Linked DNA regions of Homo sapiens: region 1 is linked to region 2. Evidence: chromatin loops called from intact Hi-C (ENCODE). Cell type or tissue: dorsolateral prefrontal cortex. All regions are shown on one strand. Each heading gives the region's core, and the rest is flanking DNA. Links, peaks and the distances in the headings are about the cores only.

Region 1 (10,541 bases), core at 2,561-7,560, 140 kb before region 2:
TCTGCAACACGGGCCAGGCCAAAGTCACAGATCTAAGAGAGAAAAAAAACAGGATAACTTCTTAGAAATTCTAACCTTTCATATCAAAACATCACAAAAATAAAAAAGGCAATAGGAATAATAATGCTACTAAGTGGCAGATACTTTCTGGGCATTCTAGAAAATCATTATTTAATTTTCCCAACAACCTGAAAAGCAATCAACATGTTAGAGACCAGGATGCAGGCTGAAGAAGTCTTTACAGAGCACACTTTAAGAAGCATCCCTACCTTTCATTATCTGCTTAGCACAAAGCAATCTCAATAGGTGAATTGACAAAAACTGTTCTGAGTAGTCACCAAAACCAACCAGTACCCTTTTCTCAGCCTGTCCTGCTGGAGCTCTCAGGACTGCTGTGAAGATCTGCACTGGCCTTCTATTCTCAGACTCTACTTTCTGCTAGTCTTCTACTTAGTCTATAAATATAAGTATTTCCAAAGATTCTTCCCACTTCCTTCTTCTAGGTAGTCAAACCTACTCCCAAAGCTTTTTTTTTTTAAAGTTTCATATACTTAAGAATATTTTATTTTTAAAAAATACATAGTTTCTCATTTTCTCCGGTCTCAAGCATCTACTGGCCTTTCATCATCTGGCCCTCCAATATCATGGTGTGGCTTATTTTCTATTTTTAGTAGAGATGGGGTTTCACCACGTTGGCCAGGCTGGTCTCGAACTCCTCACCTCAGGTGATTCAACCACCTCAGCCTCCCAAAGTGTTGGGATTACAGGTGTGAGCCACCATGCCTGGCCATGATTTTTTTTTAAGGTCTGTCAACACTATAAAATCAAAGACTAACCAAATTTACATGACACTAATCAATACAATGCCAAGGCTACAAAATAAAAAAGCAGTAGTACTCAGTATAATTCCATACAAAGGAAAATAAATAAGGATATGGTACAAGAAAATATACCTTTTGGGCTGTGTAAATTCAGATTTTCAAAAACAAAGGATGCCCCAAAGACGTGTTTCATTTGTATCTATCAGAGTCTTTCTTTCATAGGCATAGCCAGAATTTTCACATGTTGTGATCCCAGCATCTTGTGACTCCTACTGGGATTTCTGTGGGATCAGTCTAGTAAACAAGGGCACAGACTAGTATAGCTCACGTTCCCTGGTAGTTACACTAGAAATGTGCTAGCAGAGCCTCCAAATAGGGTCTGTAACCCTGGTGAGTTCCTGTGGTCCTGAAGAATAAAGTCTACAAGAGAGGATCCCGGAAGGGTCCTAAGATGTCAATGTCTGCTGGGTCTTAAGCTTCATAAAATAAGTGCAAAGCATGTTTATGGAAACCAAAAAGCAAGCTTATTTCTGTCGGCCTTGACTGATAACAGAGCCAAAAGTTAAAGGTCTAAGACACTGATAATAGCTGATATCGATAAGGGTTCAAGATATTTTGGTAAGGGTTCAAGAGTAAAAAACACTGTAACATAGAAGTCATTGGATGAAGGTTGAAGAAATCTTCTTGAAAATCTGAAAGGACCTAAATAACAGGAGGTCAGTGACGCTGCAAGTTACAAACTTCCTAGGCCAAGGGGCCTGTGGGAATAGGCATCATGGTCACATGGCACTGAGGATGTGATAAATGTGCAGTGATCCCAGAGCTCCAGCAAACACAAGTCCTCTCCTCATGTGGTGTTCTCAACTGTCATATGCACACTGAACTGCCACTGCCTCTTGCCCTGCTTTGACACGCTCACTGTAACAAATCAGTGACATACCATACTCATCTTTGAATGAGATTCTCTCTTCTCGCATTTATACCCATGAGAATGATGCACACACATTGCTGTATACTTTTTTTTTTCTGAGATGGAGTCTCACCCTGTTGCCCAGGCTGGAGTGCAGTGGTGCCATCTCAGCTCACTGCAACCTCTGCCTCCCACTGATTCTCGTGCCTCAGCCTCCCAAGTAGCTGGGATTACAGGTGTGCGCCACCACACCCAGCTAATTTGTTTGTATTTTCAGTAGAGACAGGGTTTCACCAAGTTGGTCAGACTGGACTTGAACTCCTGACCTCAGGCGATCCGCCTGCCTCAGCCACTCAATGTGTTGGGATTACAGGCGTGAGCCATGGCACCTGACTGCTGTATACTTTTAAAATATCAGTAAAGGCCGGGTGTGGTGGCAAATGCCTGTAGAATCCCAGCACTTTGGGAGGTCAAGGCGGGCGGATCACGAGATCAGAAGTTCGAGACCAGCCTGGCCAATATGGTGAAACCCCGTATCTACTGAAAATACAAAAATTAGCCAGGCATGGTGGTGGGCACCTGTAATCTCAGCTACTCAGGAAGCTTCAGCAGGAGAATTGCTTGAACCCAGGAGGTGAAGGTTGCAGTGAGCTGAGATCATGCCACTGTACTCCTGGGCAACAGAGCAAGACTCTATCTCGAAAAAGTATAAAATAAAAATAAAAATAAATAAAATAAAAATAAAATAAAATAAAATAAAATGTTAGTCAATTTGTTATGCTTCTGATTCTTTGTGTTAACTTGGGTTTTCAAGACGATGCCTAAATTATGCCACGGCCAACAACTCGTGTGTGTGAGTGTGAGTAGGTGAACAGAATGGCCTTAAAGACAAGTCCATAAACTGGGAAGAGACAACAGAGAGAGTAGTCTGGTTCTATTTGTTTTATTCTTAAAGATGAACACTTTCAAGCAAAAATAAGAGCCAATTCTTCCCAGAAATGTTATATGCTTAAAATATTGATTGAGAATGTCTCTCCAAAAACAAAAGCAATCTGCCATAACAGGGCTATGATGATAACCAAAAGAAAAAAAAAACACGAGGAGACATAAAAATATTCACTGCAAATTTTCAAGACAATCATTAAGTGCCAAAGAAGTAGTACAGCCATCCTAAACATAGCTTTATTCGTTTTGTGCCCACCTGACTCTTGGTTGCACTGATCCAGGTAAAGGAGCTGGTTCCATCCCATGTGGAAAAGACATAAACCTGTATCAGAAGGATCCTAAGAGGGGACAGAGTCCAATCCACACAATATCTGATGAAGGAAGCTGTCCTTTACATCTCACTGGACATTGGCCACCGTGTTCACCCACCGTGACAAAACCCACCGCTTTTTACACACAGTTCTAGAAGGTTCCCCACGATCTACTTGCAACCAACCTTTTTAGCTTAGTGTCGATGACTCCCTATTACTCATCCAATGCTGCAGCCACAGGGAGGAAGACTCAGTGCTTTCGGTAGTAGTCCCTTCCTTCTTATTTTATTTCTGTACTCTCTGCCTATGATACCCTATGTCCAATAGAGCCACTGGCCTCCCGCAAGAAAAGCTACCCAACCTCGAGGGCCGGCACAGATACCACCTTCTTCCTGCTGCCTCCCAGTCCCAGCCAGCGCTAGCCCACCTCTCTCCTTTGCATTTGTACACCATCTTTTTCTCCATCTCAGTTACAGAACATCTCATTATAATCACCTACTGTCTACCAGATTTCTGATCTATCAGTTTTCAGATTTCAAGGGCAGACCCTCATCTCTCTTGTCTGGCGTATCTCAAAGGGCTTCTCATAGGAGTGTCTGTTGAACTGAAATCCAATAAATGATTATTGCTATACATATATATGTACTTAAGCAGCTTTATTAACCTATAATTCACACACCATACAATTTGCTCATTTAAAGTGTATAACTCAATGGTTTTAGTATTATAATGGTGGAAATTAACCATTACCACCATCCAATTTGAAAATATTTTTATAACCTCAAAAAGAAATTCCAGTGAGTTAGTATTCCTTCCTTCTTTATTCTCCCAACTCCTCTAGCCCTAGGCAATCAGTAATCCACTAATTCTAATTTTTGTCTCTATGGATTTGCCTATTCTAGACATTTCACGTAAACAGAATCATACAATATGTGTCTTCTGTGGCTGCCTTCCTTCACAGACATGTTTCCAAGATTCATCCATGTTGTAGCATTATCAGTACTTCACTCCTTTCTCTTCTACTGTGTGGATCCACCACACTGTATTTATTCATCATCAGCTGGACATTTGGATTGTTTCTACTTACTGGCTATAGTGAACAATACCACTATGAAGATTTGTGTTCAAGTTTTTGTATAGATGCATGTTTTCATTTTCACTAAGGAGTGGAATCCTCACCAACACTTATTATCTGACTTTTTAACTACAGCCATCCTAGTTAGCATGAAGTTGTTTCAATGTAATTTTGATTTGCATTTTTCTACTGACTAATGATGTCAAGCATCTATCATTCCATGTGCTTATTGCCATCTGTATATCTTCTTTAGAGAAATGTCTATTCAGATCCTTTGTCCATTTTTTAAACTAGGCTATTTATCTTTTCATTATTGAGTTATAAGAGTTCTTCATATATTCTAGTTTTAAGTCCCTTATCAGATGTATGATTTGCAAATACCTTCTCTCATTCTGTGGCTTGCCTTTTCACTTTTTTGATGGTTTGCTTTGTAGCACAAGTTTCTAATCTTGATGGAATCCACTTACTTTTTTCTTTTGTTGCTTGTGCTTTTGGTGTCATGTCTAAGAAGCTTTGCCTAACATAAGATTGCAAAGATTTACTTCTATGTTTTCTAAGAGTATTAAAGTTTTAGCTTTTAATTGAGTTCTTCAATCCATTTTGAATTTTTTTTTCCTTTTGAGACAAGGTCTCACTCTGTCACCCCAGATGGAGTGCAGTGGTGCAATCTCTGCTCACTGCAATTTCCACCTCCCAGGCTCAAGCAGTCCTCCCACTCAGCCTCCTGAGTAGCTGGGACCACAGGCACATGCCACCACGCCCAGATTAATTTTTTTGTATTTTCGGTAGAGATGGGGTTTTGCCATGTTGCCCAGGCTGGTCTTGCTCCGGAGCTCAGGCAATCCACAGGCCTTGGCCTCCCAAAGTGCTGGGATTACAGGCGCGAACCACTGCACCCAGCCATTTTGAGTTAATTTTTTCATCTTTTTGTATGTGGCTATTCAGTTGTCCCAGATTCATTTGCTGAAAAGACTATTCTTTCCCCAGTGAATGGTCCTGGCATCCTTGCCAAAAATCAGTTGACCATAGATACACGGGTTTATTTACTGACTCTCACTTCTATTCCACTGACCTATATGTCTATTCTTATGCCAGTAGCACACTGTCTTGATTACTGTGTTTTGCAGTAAGTTTTGAAATCAGGAAGTGTATCAGTTCTCCATATGAATTTCCATATGAATTTTGGGATCAGCCTGTCAATTTCTACAGAAAAAAACAACTGGGGGCTTTGATAGGGATTGCACTAAATCTGCAAATCAATTTGGAGAATACTGCCATCTTAACAGTATTAAGTCTTATGATCCACAGACATGGGATGCCTTCCCATTTATTTAGGTCTTCTTGAATTCCTGTGCATTTTTTTAGACTGAATCGACATCGCTCCGTCACATCTAAGATATCCATAAATTTCCCTCGTTTACCTGTAACACCCATTAAAACAGAAATATGTAAATGCTGCATATTTTCAGAACTCTGAGGACTGTAAAGAATTTGGGGTTTTCTTATTTAGTTGGAATGCCTTATTAGGTATTAAAGTCAGTGACGTTAAGTTTTCTGCTGCTATCTTTTGAATAAAATTTATTGAAGAAAAATGTCACCAACAAAACATGATTTTAAAACTAACACATAAGGCCAGGCGCGGTGGCTCACGCCTGTAATACCAGCACTTTGGGAGGCCAAGGTGGGCGGATCACAAGGTCAGGAGATTGAGACCATCCTGGCTAACACGGTGAAACCCCATCTCTACAAAAATACAAAAACAAAGAAAAATTAGCCAGGCGTGGTGGCAGGTGCCTGTAGTCCCAGCTACTCGGGAGGCTGAGGCAGGAGAATGGCGGGAACCTGGGAAGCAGAGCTTGCAGTGAGCTGAGATCGCGCCACTGCACTCCAGCCTGGGTGACAGAGCGAGACTCCATCTCAAAAAACAAACAAACGAACAAAAAAACTAACACATAATGTACGTGATCCTGTTTATCTATATAAAGTATAAAAATACACATGTATGCAAGAGCATAGAAAATACTTTGGGAGAAAATACACTTTGTTTTTTAGGACAGAGTTTTGCTTTGTCACCCAGGCTGGCGTGCAGTGGTGTGATCTCGGCTCACTGCAACCTCCGCCTCCCAGGTTCAAGCGGTTCTCCTACCTCAGCTCCCATGTAGCTGGGATTACAGGCGCATGCCACCACGCCCGGCTGATTTTTGTATTTTTAGTAGAGATGGGGTTTCGCCATGTTGGCCAGGCTGGTCTTGAACTCCTGACCTCAGGTGATAAGGCCCACCTTGGCCTCCCAAGGTGCTAGGATTACAGGCGTGAGCCACCGCAACTGGCCACCAATTTGTTATAGTAGTTAGTTATCACGGCCTGGTGCTGTGGCCCACATACATAATCCCAGCACTTTGGGAGGCCAAGAAAGGAGGACTGCTTGAGCCCAGGAGTTCCAGACCGGCCTGGGCAACATACTAAGACTCTGTCTTTAAGAAAAAAAAAAAAAAGGTATCTCTGGGGAGAAAGGAGCAATGGGATAAGGAAGAAGAAGAGGACTACCACACTTTATTAGCATTTTTGCCATAAACATGTTTTTGGGTATTTCTGGTGTAATTTAAAATATGAATAATGACAAATATAACTATGCTTCAGTGAAAGGGTTTTTCAATATATATCACCTTAATAGTAAATAACCTGGCTGACCTTGAGATCACAGGTGGTGTTGAGCAGCAGGTTGGAAGGCTTGAGGTCACGGTGCAGAACGTTAGCTGAATGGATATATTTTAACCCTCTGAGGATCTGGTAGAGAAAATAGCAGATATGGTCATTGCTGAGGTGTTGTGTCTTCAAGAGCTTGTAAAGATCTGTTTCCATGAGGTCCTGTACTATATATCTGTTTGCACAGGTTAAGGTAAAACACCAATTAGCTGGTCACATTTAGCAAAGCATTGAAAACAAAAATGCATCCTCTCTTGACTCTCTTCCCAAACAGTCCATCATTACACCATGAAGCCCTTAAAGGAAAGAAGAAACTGAGGAAAACTTGGTTTCCTTCATGGAAAGAATCTGAAGTCGTTAACTCCTTTTAGGTCCTGTGAGATGGCAGGCATTCCAGCATTACATCTGACTGATGCGGCTATGGGCCTAGACTGAGATCTGAAACAGGCTGTTAGGGAAATTCTGGTCAATCTTGAAGTCTCAACCTCTTTGCTCTCTAAATTGTCCACCATCAACGAACCCCCTCCAAGGTTTGCTGGAAACACTGTTAGCCTGTAAGTAGCAGATACTCCCTCCTCTGTTTGGTCCAGTAACCTGTAATGTCACTATTCTTTTTACTTCTTGTTGCCGCTCCCCTCCTCTCCCAAGCTCCTCAAAAGCCAAACATAAAACTTCCAGAAATACAGGTCTAGAAACATACTCTTACTAGTAAATCCAACCCTAAGTCTATTTTCTTGACTCTTCCATTACTGTTAAGATCTTAAATAAGTAAGACTATGGGCAAGTCGTTCTAAGAAGGGGTTTGTGCTAGTTTTCCTCCTCATGCTTTCTTGCCTGGTCACGTACTTAACTACCTAAAAGTTTAGCTATGGCTACTTTCTTTCTCACAGAAATTAAATTATTAAAGCATTTAGCCTTTAACTTCATCATAGTATTATTTCATTAGCAGTATTTCTACATTTCTTTTACTCACTTCTGTGTAAACACTAGTCTCTGTTTCTTACAGATTTATGCTATAGGAGGCGCAGCATGGGATTCAAAGGAAACATGATTTAAAAATCTGTCATCTGAGAGAGGCTTATTTTCATGGCAAAAAGTAAAGCAGGACCAACAGGTGGTAGTGGCAGGAGGCATTTCACTTCAAATATCACTACAACTTATTAACAGAGCTGTTTAAAAATGGAAAGGGCTGCCTAGAAACAGCGAGCTCCCGCACCCTGGAGGGGCGGAATACAAATTGGGTAAACTGGTAGGAGTGCTGTATAACCCTTTCCCTTCTGGCAGATCCTCTTCAGTATACTTAACCTCTCTATCTTTCAAATGGAGCCTTTACCCAGGCAGCATCCTCTAGATCTGTTCAGTCCAGATTTCTAAATGTTGGTCAGAGTTAATCACATAATTTCAGACCTCAGTTGACCTTAAAGATCATGACGACCAGTTCCTTCATTTTAAAGGTGGGGAAACTGAGACCTAAAGTGGTAACCTGACTCTTAAGATCAGGACAGTCCTGATTTCACCAGGTAGATAGCCAGGGCACCCTCTTTCTTAGTCTACTACTGATCTTCCCTTTACCTTTTCATCATCACAACAAACCATCCCTTGGACAGAAGAAACATGACTGCAAACAGAGTTAACCAAGATTTTCCATGACTAGACTTAGGGAGTAAATAGCAAACAGATTACGATTTTCCCTTTAGCATGTTTAATGCACTTTTCCTTTAAGTTCAGGAAATTTCAAGTTCTATTTACTCAACAAGGTTACCAAGCAGTGGAATTGGCCAGTTGCCTAAAAAGGATACACATCTTTCATTTGCTCGATGGTTGGTGCTCGAATAATGTCATTGATTCCAATGATGTTCTCATGTCTGAAGCGCAGTAAGATTTTTATCTCCCTCAGGGTTCTCTGGCAGTAGGTCTGGTGCTCAAAGGGGCTGATTTTCTTGATAGCTACTCGAACTTTGTTGACATTATCATAAGCAGAGCTTAAAAAAGAGAGAGAGAGATGGCATTAAAAACAGCCCTCAGAATATTTGAAGAAGGCAAGTTGGTAAAGTATTATATTTTTAACACTGTGTAAACACCTGTTTCATACCCGTGAAGGCAGCATGTATATTATCCACAAAAAGGCCTCAAGCTAGGGAGGATGGATGCAACTGACATGAGAGAGCACACAGTGACTCTCAAAACTAACAGAGAACCTAGCCCTGTTAACTGGGTGAAAGTCTTGCCTTTATAAACCCAGAAATACACAAACAAGCATTCTCCCATTGTCTTAAACAGCAACTGCATTCTGGTGAGAGTAATCACTTCTGTCTCTGAAACACCTTCTTACTGTTGTATCAAATTCCTCTGACACAGAAGAAACATTCAAATAACCTACAACTGTACATCTTTATCCCTAACAAAAATGGACCCAAGAGAACACCTTGATTACTTCTATTAACTTTGTTTCTCTCACTTGCAAAACAACATGACCATTTCTTCCCCCAAGAAACTGAATCAAGATGTTTGGGTAGTTTTATAACAAAACCTAGAAAAGTATTCTTCAAAAAACATATTTGTGGCAATAACATGGGGCCCAGTTCTTTCCTAGTTGTCCTTAATGTCTGATAAACCAGAATTATAAGCAAAAGCAATAATAAAAATTATACCTTCAATTTTATGAATTTGAATCTTGAGTATTACTACTATCTTTATGATAAACATTCTATTACAATCTTGTGTATAAGAAATTTTCATATTAATAAATGTCAACATCTGGCCCACTGACCAAAGCAATCAAATAACATTGACAGGCAGTAAGACAACATTTCTTGTTTCCTTGGGGTAAGTGCTAGAATAGAAAGCAGTAAAATAACTTTATTCTAAAATTTATGCTTCTAGGGCCGGGTGCAGTGGCTCACACCTGCAATCCCAGCACTTTGGGAAGCTGGGGCGGCTGGATCACTTGAGGACAGGAGTTTTGAGACCAGCCTGGACAACATGGTGAAACCCCGCCTCTACTAAAAATACAAAAAAATTAGCCAGGCATGGTGGCAAGTGCCTACAATCCCAGCTACTTGGGAGGCTGAGGCACAAGAATCACTTGAACCTGGGAGATGCACGTGGCAGTGAGCCAAGATTGTACCACTGCACTCCAGCCTGGGCGACAGAGTGAGACTCCGTCTCTAAATTAAATAAAGTTTATGCTTCTATAATATTTATCAGTCTACTAATCCTAAGAATTATTGATACATTTGTCTGATTCTATGACAAGATAATGCTCTGGAGGAGAACTTTGTCTTACTAGGATCCAATTATCCTACAACACCATTAACATATAGTACACAGGTGGCCCCAAATGCTTTGAAATGAAGTATATTTTCTTAAGTAAAATAACCACTACTCAAATCTTATTTTGCTTTGGTTTGGTACATGAGGCCCTAAGCCAGTGATTTTCAGTTAGGCAACAGCATATATAATAGTAATAATTTAACATAGTATTAAAAAGCATATATAATAAGCAAGCTTATTCAATATTGGGAATATTTTTAGAAAAAAATTCTATTTTGGTAATTCAAATCATAGAACAAGAGTTCAACAACAGCACGGATTAGTTATAAAATGCTGGTTTAAACTCAACATTACAATTTTCTAGTGTTAATATTATAAATTTCTAGTGTTAACAGTCACAAGTGGTCATAATTTGTTCTGCAAAATTATAATCCAACAAAATTTTTGGAGAGAGGAGTTTATGGTCAGTGTGCCCCTCTACTGTATCAACACTCAGTGAC
Region 2 (10,541 bases), core at 228-5,227:
CTGCTCCTCTCAAGAAGGCAGAACGTGAGGCCTTTCCTCACCTCCCGTGCATTGGCACCCCTGCTGGGCCCACTCTGCTCCACCACTGGGGGCTGATTCACTTTGTGCCACATATCTAAAATATTTCCTCAAAACAAGCCAATAACACCCTTTGCGCATGCCATGACCTCATGGAGCGTGGTCACCGGACATTTCCTCCTGAGCTCTAGGCAGCTGTGGGGGATGCTGGGTGGCATAGCCCTTGCATGTGGCTGACACTTAGCAATGTTTGTGCCCATGTTGCACAGGGAGAGCACAAGTCACTGACTCTGCTAGGGCCTGGGGTCAAGGAAAATAGGCCCTTGGTGGGTGTCAGGAACAGAGTTGATTCGCTGCAAGGGGCAAAGGAAGTGCACACTTGGGGGATACTGAGGCAGCCACCGAGGATGGTGGCTCTGTCAGAGGGAGCTATGGCTGAGGGCCTGTCATGGCTTCAGGTGATATTTCAGGTGATTTGGGTGATGCTGGGACTGGGGACCATGCGCACATCCCCTCAGCAAGGGACTAGGTTCACAGAAACAGCACGCGGCCCACCAGCCTGCTCACCTCCATGAGCTGTCCCCTGTGCCAGACAGACAGCCTAACTCCAAGACCCTGTCTGAGCAGAGAGGGTTCGAGAAAAGACCTTGTCCTTCACCATCTTTCATGGGACAAATGCTTCCAGAATGAATGAATAAATGAAGGGGAGGGCAAGGGTCTTCCAAGGAAAGGACCTCTGAGTTCAGCCTAGGCGACAGCTACACACTGTCTGCCGGTGGACACCCAACTCTCTATCTTCCCCGAAATCTGCTCGGCTAGTTGTGCTACCTCTCTGTGCCTCAGCTTCCTCACCTGTGGAAGGGGGACAGTGCCAGCTATCTCTCAGATCGTGGTGGCTGGGGTGCCATGTGGCTCTGCCACTCCTTGACTGTAAGGCCTCAGGCCAGCCTCTTCATCTACCCACCTCTGCCTCCTCGTCCATCACACGGATCGGAAACAGGACGTACTGCTTATCAGCTGCTATGCAATAAATTGTGTTCCCTAAAAGGTATGTTGAAGCCCCAGCCCCCTGTGGCTCAGAATATGATCTTATTTGGAGTTAAAGTCTTTGCAAATGTAATTAGTTATGTTCACATGAGGTCACATTGGCTGGAGTGGCTCATGCCTGTAATCCCAGCATTTAGGGAGGCAAAAACATGAGGATCCATGGAGCCCAGAAATTCGAGACCAGCCTGGGCAGCATAGCGAGACCCCATTCTCCACAAAAAGAAAGATGAGATCACACTGTAGGAGGGCAGCCCCTGGTCCAAAATGCCCATGTCCTTACAAGAGGAGGAGTCACAGACACACAGCAGGCAGGGTGGGGAGGTGTGAAGGCACAGACACACACATGGGGAGATGCCGTGTGCAACAAGGCCAGCTAGGAGGAATGAGTCTACAAGCCAAGGACCTCCAGGAAGTCAAGGCCAGGCACTAACAGAAAGGCAGACTCTTCCCTGCAGCCTTTGAGAGAGCATGGCGCAGCTGCCACCTTGATCTTGGACTCTGGCCTCCAGCCCTGTGAAAGAATGAGCTTTGGCTGTGTTGAGTGCCCAGTGTGTGGTGCTTTGCCATAGCAGCCACGGGAGTTCCACATGGTGCTGCATAGGGATCCGGGGCTGCAGATCCCCGTGTGGGGCTGGACGTGTAGGGGAGCAGCAGCCACATCCCTTGTCGGCCCTGGTGCCGTGCCCTTACTCCCCGTCCCCTTTGGGGGTGCACAGGCCTACCTGCTGCCCAGAAAGCCCATGGCCAGCTCAGCCAGCTCGCCCTCCACCTCCTCCTGGCTGAGCACCGTCCCTGGGGCCTTCCATGGCAGAGGGTCCTCTGGGTTCAGCAGGGCTGGGAAGTCTTGCAGGAGCGTGTCCAGGAAGCCTGGGGTCTCCTCAGCTCCACTGGCCATTGGGCTGCTCTTCTGTGGGGCTCCAGAGGACATGCCCAAAGCATCCCGGGGGCCTGCAGCTAGGCCAGGGCAAGAGGGTCTCCAGGCTTCACCCTGGGGAGAAATGTCAGAGTCAGCAGAATCAGGGGGCCATGGCACCAGCAATGCAGGTGCCCACCTGCAAGCACCATGTGGCAGGTGCATGGCCTCATGGTTCAGGGCCACTAGAGGGTGGAGGGACAACCCTGGCCACTGTTTTGACATGAGTCCAGGTGGGGACTTGTGGGCATCCAGAGATCCGGTCTCAGGAGATGGTGCCAGGAGCAGCAGCTGGGTGGACATTGTCAAGAAGTGACAGAGGAGGAAGACTGTTCCTGGCAGAGGGTGGCCAGCGTGGCCAGAGACGAGCAGGACAGGGATGCCGAGGCCAGGCACTGAGGTAGGTGAGGGGGTTCAACCTGATCACGGGTCCCGAGCAGCCAGGAGGGCTCTGAGGTGAGGGAGTGAAGCCACCAGGTCTGTGAGCCTGGACGTGGTGACCAGATGGCAGGAGGGACACCTGTTGGGGCTCTAGTGGTGTTCAGGGGAGGAAAGAGAAGGGCCAAGATGCGGGAGGCCGGCCCAGGGCTGTTTTGGAGATAGGCCAGAGTGGGAGCAGGAAGGGATCCCCAGAGGCTGCTGGGGCCACCCAAGGGGTGGCCAGGAGAGAAGCAGAGGTTTAATCTGGGACAGACAGGAGGTGCTGTGGGACACCATCGAGCCTATTCAATGCTCTCTAATAGGAGGAGGGAATTGTGAGCCTAGAATGGCTCAGGCCTGCTAAGCCCTGGCTGGAAGAGGGGCACTGTGGACAGTTCCAGGCGCTGACCCCACTGTGCGGCATGTGGGCTCTTCCTCCCTAAGTCCTTAGGGATGACCAGAGCTGACCAGCCCTGGGAGTTGCCCCTAACACCCCAGGAGCCAGGACAAGCCCCCATTTCACAGATGAGAATCCCAAGGTTTGGAGAGGGTTAGTCCCTCGCCTGAGGTGTCAGAAGGAAGACAGGGCCAAAGAGGGATCGCAAAGCCTGTGCCTTCACTCCCTCACCGGCTTCTCTCTCACTGGAAAGAGGCACATGGTGCCTCACAGCCTCCTCCCAGGGTGGCTCTGGCTCCTCTTCTCTCCTAACTCCGAATCTCCATAGTCGCCTCCCCAGCCTGCCTGCCTTGCCTATACCCAAACAGCTCTCCAGCGCCCCCCCTTCCATGTTCTTTGCGTCGCCCCGGGGATTCACCTCCAGGCCCCACACCTGGGCCTCCCTGCCAGCACCCACTCAGCATGGACCCTTCTCTCTCCTGCCCCCTTCCTCTCGGGTGCCTGACCCCTCCAAACCCTCCCCACAGCGGGGACTCCACCTTGGGCTTTGTCTAACACTCAGGCTGGGAAACTTTATTCAGCGAGTCCTACGCAGTAGTGGATGAGATTGGATCCAGAAAAAAATAAAAAAGAAATCCTACACAGTTACTAAGCCAGGGAGAAAAACTGCATTCTTTTATGGTGACAAACGGACATGAGACTCTGAGGAACACCCCGAGTTCTAGGGTGGAGAATTTGGGGAACAGTTTCACAGCCCATCACCTTCATGAGGACTTCCAGGTTCTGAAAACTGAACGAAGAAGGCAAGGAGAATCTTCTAGAATCATCAGTCTTAGAATAGCCACAGACTCTGCCTACAAACTTTGCTAAAAGGGCGGCTGTGGCAGGGGCCTGAGGTGCAGGATGAAGAGAGTGGGAAGTAAGAGATGCAGGGAGCTCACAGCCCACAAGAGGGCTGTCCTTATCAGGAATTGCTAACTTGGAACAAGCCTTCTGGAAGCCTAAAGATAAAAAACACAAAAGAGAATGGGGTGGGCAGAGGGAAAGGTCCCAGCACCAAGTTAAATGTCTGATCAGTGAGGGATTTGGAATGCAAGGGGTGAAGGGTGGTAAATTAACAAAACACAAAACCCTTCTCTTCTTTTAGAGGCAGAATTGAAAGGTAATTTATTTAAAGTGGACACATACAAATAACGTAGGAATAGGGGTGCTTGCTACTGAAGGTTCTGGGGATAGACTAAATTTATTGCTATGGTTCACATTTACTCACAAGTAGGAGTAAATTTAATGCAACCCAGGTTACAGAAGGCAAGCAGGTAAAAGGATAAAGAACATAAAACAACTGGCAAGGCGCTGTGGCTCAGGTCTATATCTCAGCGCTTGGGGAGGGTGAGGCAGGAGGAGTGCTTGAGGCCAGGAGTTCAAGACCAGCCTGGGCAGTGAGATCGCCACCCCCCCCCCACCCCCCATCTCTACCAAAAAAGAAAAAAAAAGAACATAAAGCAAAAAAGGAAAAATCACTTTGAGAGCAGGAGGGACACTGACATTCAAACGACAAAGGGAAGACTGTGAGCTGGAGAAATGAGCAGAGGCTGGGAGCCCTAGTAGGTCAATGAGGAGGCGGCACGTCCTGCCAGCCATGCCCCAGCAGAGCTGTAAGGCATTCGAAGATGGCGTGAATTTCCCAGCAAGCTTGGCTGCCCTCAAGCAGTGCAAGCGGCCAAGGGCCCCTCTTCTGCCTGGGACTGCCCTGGCCCCTGGAGCTTCTGGGAGAATGTGAACGATGCAGAGCTGCCCCCAGCAACTGCCAGTGCCTGGGGCCTCCTCCCACTCCCTTGCAATTCCAAGTGATCTGGAGGCTCTACTGTCTCACCACAAAATGTGCTCATGTGAATTTATGATTAGGATCCAAGTGAGAGGACAGCATGCTCCCCGCTAGAGCACACAGAGGGCCCCCCTGGAGAAACCCCTGCCCACAGTGTAAAGCCCCACTGTCAAGGGCAGAATTCAAGACCCTTCACTTCCACCCCATTTGCTGGTGACGTCTGCTGGACCTTTTGGGATGCAGGTGCCTCCTTCTTGCCTCCTGACCTTGGGGTACTCTTTCCTGTGCCGTGAGCCCCTCCCCACAATCGGCCTGTTCCCTCAGGGAGGGTGGCTCCTCCTGTCTGCACTACAGACCCTGATTCACTGTGGCCACCTGCCTGCTCTCTCTGTGCCTTGTGCCCACTATCTGCACATGCCTCAATGGTGTCTGTGCCATGTGTACTAAGTAAGGTCTGGGGGGTGTGATGATGTGTGTGTGTGAAGCTCTGTCTGCATCTGTAGAGGGGACAGGCTGGCTTACTCTCAGGGCCTGTGCCAACTGCCTGCTCTTGTTACAAAGGCAGGGTGCCCAGGGCCATCTTACTTGCTGGGGACCAAGCACCCTTGTTTCTGCATCACCAACCTAAGGCAAGGGGTGAGGAGAGAAACCAGGACACAGCTTTCTCTCCCTGGAGCCCAGATGTCGAAAGGGACAGGAATCATTTCCTTCCTTTTCCCAATAAGCTCCTGAATCTGACGTACACCATGGCACACCCGGCAGGAAGGAGAAATTCCTCACCAAGGGAAACCAGAGGCAGCCCTGGGAGTGCCTGGAGGGGCAGGGGACAGTGCTGTGGTTCTTTGAGGGATCAACTGGAAGAGACAGCATCAGGAATGGCATGGAGGCCAGCGGCAAGCCGCAGGGAGTAGGGAGAGCTGGGAGAGCACCAGAGGCAGCGGAGCCTGGTGCTGGGCTTTCCTGAGCAGGGCACACCAGTGAAAAACTCCGAATAAGAGGGACGTGTGCATGAGCCTGTGCAAATCACCAAGAGCCCGGGGTGGGCATGGGAGGGACATTGGACTCCTGCATCCCAGCACCGCCTGCCTGGACCAGTCTGACCAAATGCGACTGGCAGCTGGTTCCTCCTGGATCAGGGCCCCACTGCACACCAAATGGGTGCTCACCCTCCTAGAACCTATTTAAGGTCCCACATAGGTGAGAAATGGCAAAGCAAACTCATCGGGGGGCAGCTGCAGGGGTGTGGCTGACGGTGCTGCCAGCTGCCATCCGCCCCTGCTCTGAGCACTCTTCCTGGGATGGCTTTTAGCCTCCCAACAACCTCTTGTGGTTATCCCCACTTCACAGGGCAGGCTGTAGCAGAAGAGCTAAGGAACTTGCCCAAAGTCCCAGGGTGGGGTTCATGCTGGGGAACCTGGGCCTTAACTGTGATGACACCTGGGAAGTCATTCTGACTCCTTCTATCCCTGACCTGTCCCTCATTGGCCACCAGCTCTGGGCTTTGGCTCTCTCATGGCTCCTCCTTCCATTTCTGTGTACCCCCCACCCTAGGGCAGCCCCTCCCCTCCTTGTTTTGTGGTGCCCTCCTTCCATTTTGCCTCCCGAGATCTCTCAGATCCTTTGAGGCTTTGCTGAAATCTCCCCATCTTTGGATCCAGCATGCTCTCTTTCATGTCTCTATGGCACTTTTGCTCACATCTGACTTGTAAAAAGTTTTTTTTTTTTTAATTTAAAATATTTATTTTCCTCTAGTGCATTAGTTTTGACTCCTAAGCTTAACGAATGCAGGGTTTAACAACTGCAGTTTTTTAGGGGACATAGAAAAAATACTTGTTGAGTCTTGCTTAACTGCAGAACCAAGGTAATGAAAAAAACCCAGCAATCCTTAGAAAAGGGAACTGCACCACTATAGTGTAACAAAAGCATCATTCATGTTAACTGTTTTTTTTTGTTTTTGTTTTTTTTGAGACAGAGTCTTGCTCTGTCACCCAGGCCGGAGTGCAGTGGCGCAATCTTGGCTCACGGCAACCTCCGCCTCTCAGGTTCAAGTGATTCTCCTGCCTAAGCCTCCCTAGTAGCTGGGATTACAGGCACCCACAACCACGCCTGGCTAATTTTTTTGTATTTTTAGTAGAGATGGGGTTTCACCATGTTGGCCAGGCTGGTCTCGAACTCCTGACCTCAGGTGATCTGCCCGCCTCAGCCTCCCAAAGTGCTGTGATTACAGGTATGAGACACCACGCCTGGCCAACCTTTTTCTACCAAAAGAGATTCTTATTTCTTTATTCATAACTACTAATACTAATAATAGTTAGATGTAAATCCTAGATTTTTTTTCTACATATATAAATTTTTTTTATTGTTGTAAAATATACACACTATGTATCCTTTTAACCATTTCTAAGCGTACAGTTCCATGGCATTAAGCATAGTCACATTGCTGTGCAATGACCATTTCTTTCTACAGGCCTGACTTTCTTGATAGACTGTAAGCTCCCTGTAGTCAGGGAGCCCACGATGGCCCTTTGTGTACAGCAGGTGGTAAGTGTGATGGCAGAGGGAAGAGTGACTGGCGGGTGGCATGGGCTGAGGAAGCTACACCACTCTGAAGGGTGCAGTGGGCAGCAGCGCCAGGTCTTAAAAGACTCGGTTGGCTTCAGGTCAGATGGTATCCTTTTTTTTTTTTTTTTTTTTTTTGAGAGGGAGTTTCGCTCTTGTTGCCCAGGCTGGAGTGCAATGGTGGGATCTCAGCTCACTGCAACCTTCGCCTCCCAGGTTCAAGCAATTCTCCTGCCTCAGCCTCCTGAGTAGCTAGGATTACAGGCACCTGCCACCACGCGCGGCTAATTTTTGTATTTTTAGTAGAGATGGGATTTTGCCATGCTGGTCTGGAACTCTTGACCTCAGGTGATATGCCTGCCTCGGCCTCCCAAAGTGCTGGGATTACAGGTATGAGCCACCGCGCCCGGCCTTCAGGGGGTATCTTAAAGGAATTCCACAAATGAACTTGTGTAGAGGTTCATGGCTTTCAGAAATGCATTCGTTTTGTTTACCTCTCACAACTACGCTGAGAAGTACATACTGTCAGGCTACACTGCAGATGAAGAAATAGGTTATAGGAGGGCAAGCACCCATTTAAGGTCTCACACAGGTGAAAGGGCAAAGCGAACTCAATCAAGGTCTCTGGATGCCCAATGCCTTTGGTATTTCCACCTCGCGTGCAGGAGGAAAAGAGCGAAATTTGACAACAGAAGAGACTGGAGATGGCCTCAGAGTGCTGGCCGGCCCCACTTTCTATCCCCCGTGGTGAGAGCTCAGCTGGGCCCAGAGAACTTGTCCCGGGGAATGCCACCACGACATGTGTGACTCTGTCCCGCAGGGTGGAAGGCTTCGAAGGAGCCCGCCACCATGCAGTGGGCCTCACTGTGTGTCAAGCGCTGTGCCGAAATCCCTGCAGCCGGAGCCAGTTCTTCCTGTTGTACAGACAGGTTCAGGGGCTTGCCTGACCGAACCCAGCGGCAATGTGCCCGGCCTCCGCGCCTGAGGCTCTGGCTCACAGACCTGTGGCTGAAGCAGCTGCAGCCCGAGCACTTGTGCAGCTGACGCTCGCTTCACGGACGCTTGGGAGGCCGCGGAGCCGGGGGCCATCAGGCAGACTGGGCCCCTGAAGGTGCAGGGACTGGGGGGATATGGGGCAACGTGCCGGCCCAGAGGCTCCTGGGGGGTGGGGAGAGGCCAAATCTCGGAAAATGGGGCGCGTCCCCCTCAGCACCCGATTCTGCCTCATAGCCCTCGGTCCCTACCAGGCCCTCGGCTCGGCCACACCCCCGCCTGCCCCCCAGTTCTGCCCCCTTGGCTCCCCAGCCCCCCAACTCCCAGCCTCGGGTTCCTCATGTCCGCAGCGGCCCCTCTTGCTCCTCGGCCCCCCGCACTGCACCCCCGCACCCTTTCGGTGCACCCATGTGAGCCTCGTCTCGGCCTCCTTGCCTCCCCAGCCCTCTGATTCCACCCCTCCGGTTCCTCGGTCCCATTTCACCCCTGTGCGCCTTGGGCGCTCGCCTGACCCTCGTCCCAGCCCCGTCAGCCCTCTAATCCCGTCCCCCCCGGCCTCCTCACCCCTGGTCTCCGCGGGCCTCAGCTGTCTCCTCGCGGCTCCGTGTCCCGCAAGCTGCTGCCGGCCGGCCCCGCCCACTTCCCGTCCCTGGCCGCCGCGGGCGCCGCGGGCGCCGCGCAGGCGCAGTCGGGCCTCCAGGCTGGCGGGGCCGGACCTCTGCTGCCCCCTGGCGGCTACGTGGACGGTGACTGCGGCCCTTTAGTGGTAGGCGAACTGCGGCTCCACCTGGGCTCCGGAGCCGCCCCAGTCACCAGCCTCTTGCTTCTCTTCTGCAGCTTTGGGTGGGCGGCTGGATGGGGAAAGCAATCCCTAGGTCACAGCGCCCAGAAATTAAGCAACTTCTGCCGTCAATAGCTGGTAAGTGACAGAGCAGGGATGCAAACCCAGACTGCCCAGGCAGGCTCATCCGTCCGGGAAGGAGGCACAGTCCCAGGCTCATTATGAGTTGTTTGTTTCCACAAACGTTGAGGCTTTTGTTATCTTTCCGTTCTGGAGGTCAGAAGTCCACTTAGCCTCAGTGGGCGAAGATCCAGGGATCGCCAGAATGCGTTCCTTTCTGAGGATTCTAGGGGAGAAACTGTTCCCCTGCCTTTTCCAGCTCCTAAGGGCTCCCTGCATACCTTGGCTCGTGGCCCCTTCCTACAGCCTCGAAGCCAGCAATGGCCAGTTGAGCCTTTCTCACACTGCCACCTCTGGTTCCCTCCTCTGCTTCCTTCTGCTACTTCTAAAGACCCTCCTGATGCCATTGGGCCCACCCAGATAGTCCAGCATCATCTCTCTAAATCAGTTGATTAGCAACCTTAATTCCCCTTTGCCCCTTATTATTATTATTATTTTTTTTTGACACGGAGTCTCACCCTGTCACCCAGGCTGTACTGCAGTGGCATGACCTCGACTCACTGCAACCTCTGCCTCCCTGGTTCAAGCGATTTTCCTGCCTCAGCCTCCCGAGTAGCTGGGACTGCAGGCACGCACCACCATGCCCGGCTAATTTTTTTTGTATTTTTAGTAGAGATGGGGTTTCACCATGTTGGTCAGGCTGGTCTCAAACTCCTGACCTCAAATGATCTGCCTGCCTCGGCCTCCCAAAGTGCTGGGATTACAGTACAGGCGTGAGCCACTATGCCGGGTCTGCCATGTAATCTAACACAGGCACAGGTATAGGACATGAACATCTCTGAAGGGCCATTTTTCTGCCAACACAGAGGCTCTTGAAAATATTCTTTTTCTCTCTTTTTAGAGACAAGCTCCTTCTCTGGTGCCCACACTGGAGTGCAGTGGCATGATCACAGCTCACTGCAGCCTCAAACTCCTGGGCTCAAGTGACCCTCCCCTCCTGCCTCAGCCTTCCTAGTGTCTGGGAACACAGGCAAGCACCACCACGCCCAGCTGATTAAAAAAAATTTGTAGAGACAGGGTCTCTATGTTGCCCAGGCTGGTCTTGAACTCTTGGGCTCAAGTGATCCTCCTGCCTCAGCCTTCCCAAGTGCTGGGATTATAGGTGTGAACCATTACACCTGGCCAAAATATTTTATTTTAAAGGCAGAAGAAAGAAACCTTTATGTCAAAGAAAATGTTTTAATATATGATATTAATATATTCACCTTTATACCAATGCCGTTGGAAAGTATAATTTTTTAAATGGAGGATGGGGCACCAGATCTTATGTGGCTCTGCCCACCTGACCTTCAGGTCCGCAGGCCTGTGTCCTTGCCAGGAATGAATGTCTCTGGGATGCTTCTCTAACAGGAGGAACCTGGAGTGAGACCAGGAACCTGGAGAACTAGCAGCTGGGTGACTGGAAAGG

The links. Peaks named below come from ENCODE experiments on the same cell type or tissue, not always from the same donor. Only the 100,000 strongest peaks of a DNase experiment are listed, where the experiment ranks them.
Region 1: a loop joins it to region 2, with 2.4 times the contacts of the local background. A loop is called at or near these places in 9 of 110 quality-filtered maps.

What each region holds. Positions count from the first base shown.
Region 1 is chr22:21,799,097-21,809,637 of GRCh38, forward strand. MAPK1 (mitogen-activated protein kinase 1) reads right to left here. Exons shown (of 9, transcript NM_002745.5): 2 at 8,568-8,750; 3 at 6,754-6,943; 4 at 1-32. Among named protein-coding and RNA genes, the nearest start is that of MAPK1, 63 kb to the right of the region's middle. In dorsolateral prefrontal cortex, for the core only: no CTCF peak of the experiment used is centred there; a DNase peak (open chromatin) is centred at 4,935; H3K4me3 peaks cover 364 bases; H3K27ac peaks cover 1,312 bases.
Region 2 is chr22:21,944,056-21,954,596 of GRCh38, forward strand. PPM1F (protein phosphatase, Mg2+/Mn2+ dependent 1F) reads right to left here and starts at 8,793. Exons shown (of 8, transcript NM_014634.4): 1 at 8,737-8,793; 2 at 1,788-2,053. The coding sequence starts at 1,993. RefSeq lists enhancers at 1-379, 7,946-8,015, 8,062-8,582 and a silencer at 8,576-8,985. In dorsolateral prefrontal cortex, for the core only: no CTCF peak of the experiment used is centred there; a DNase peak (open chromatin) is centred at 3,166; H3K27ac peaks cover 3,914 bases.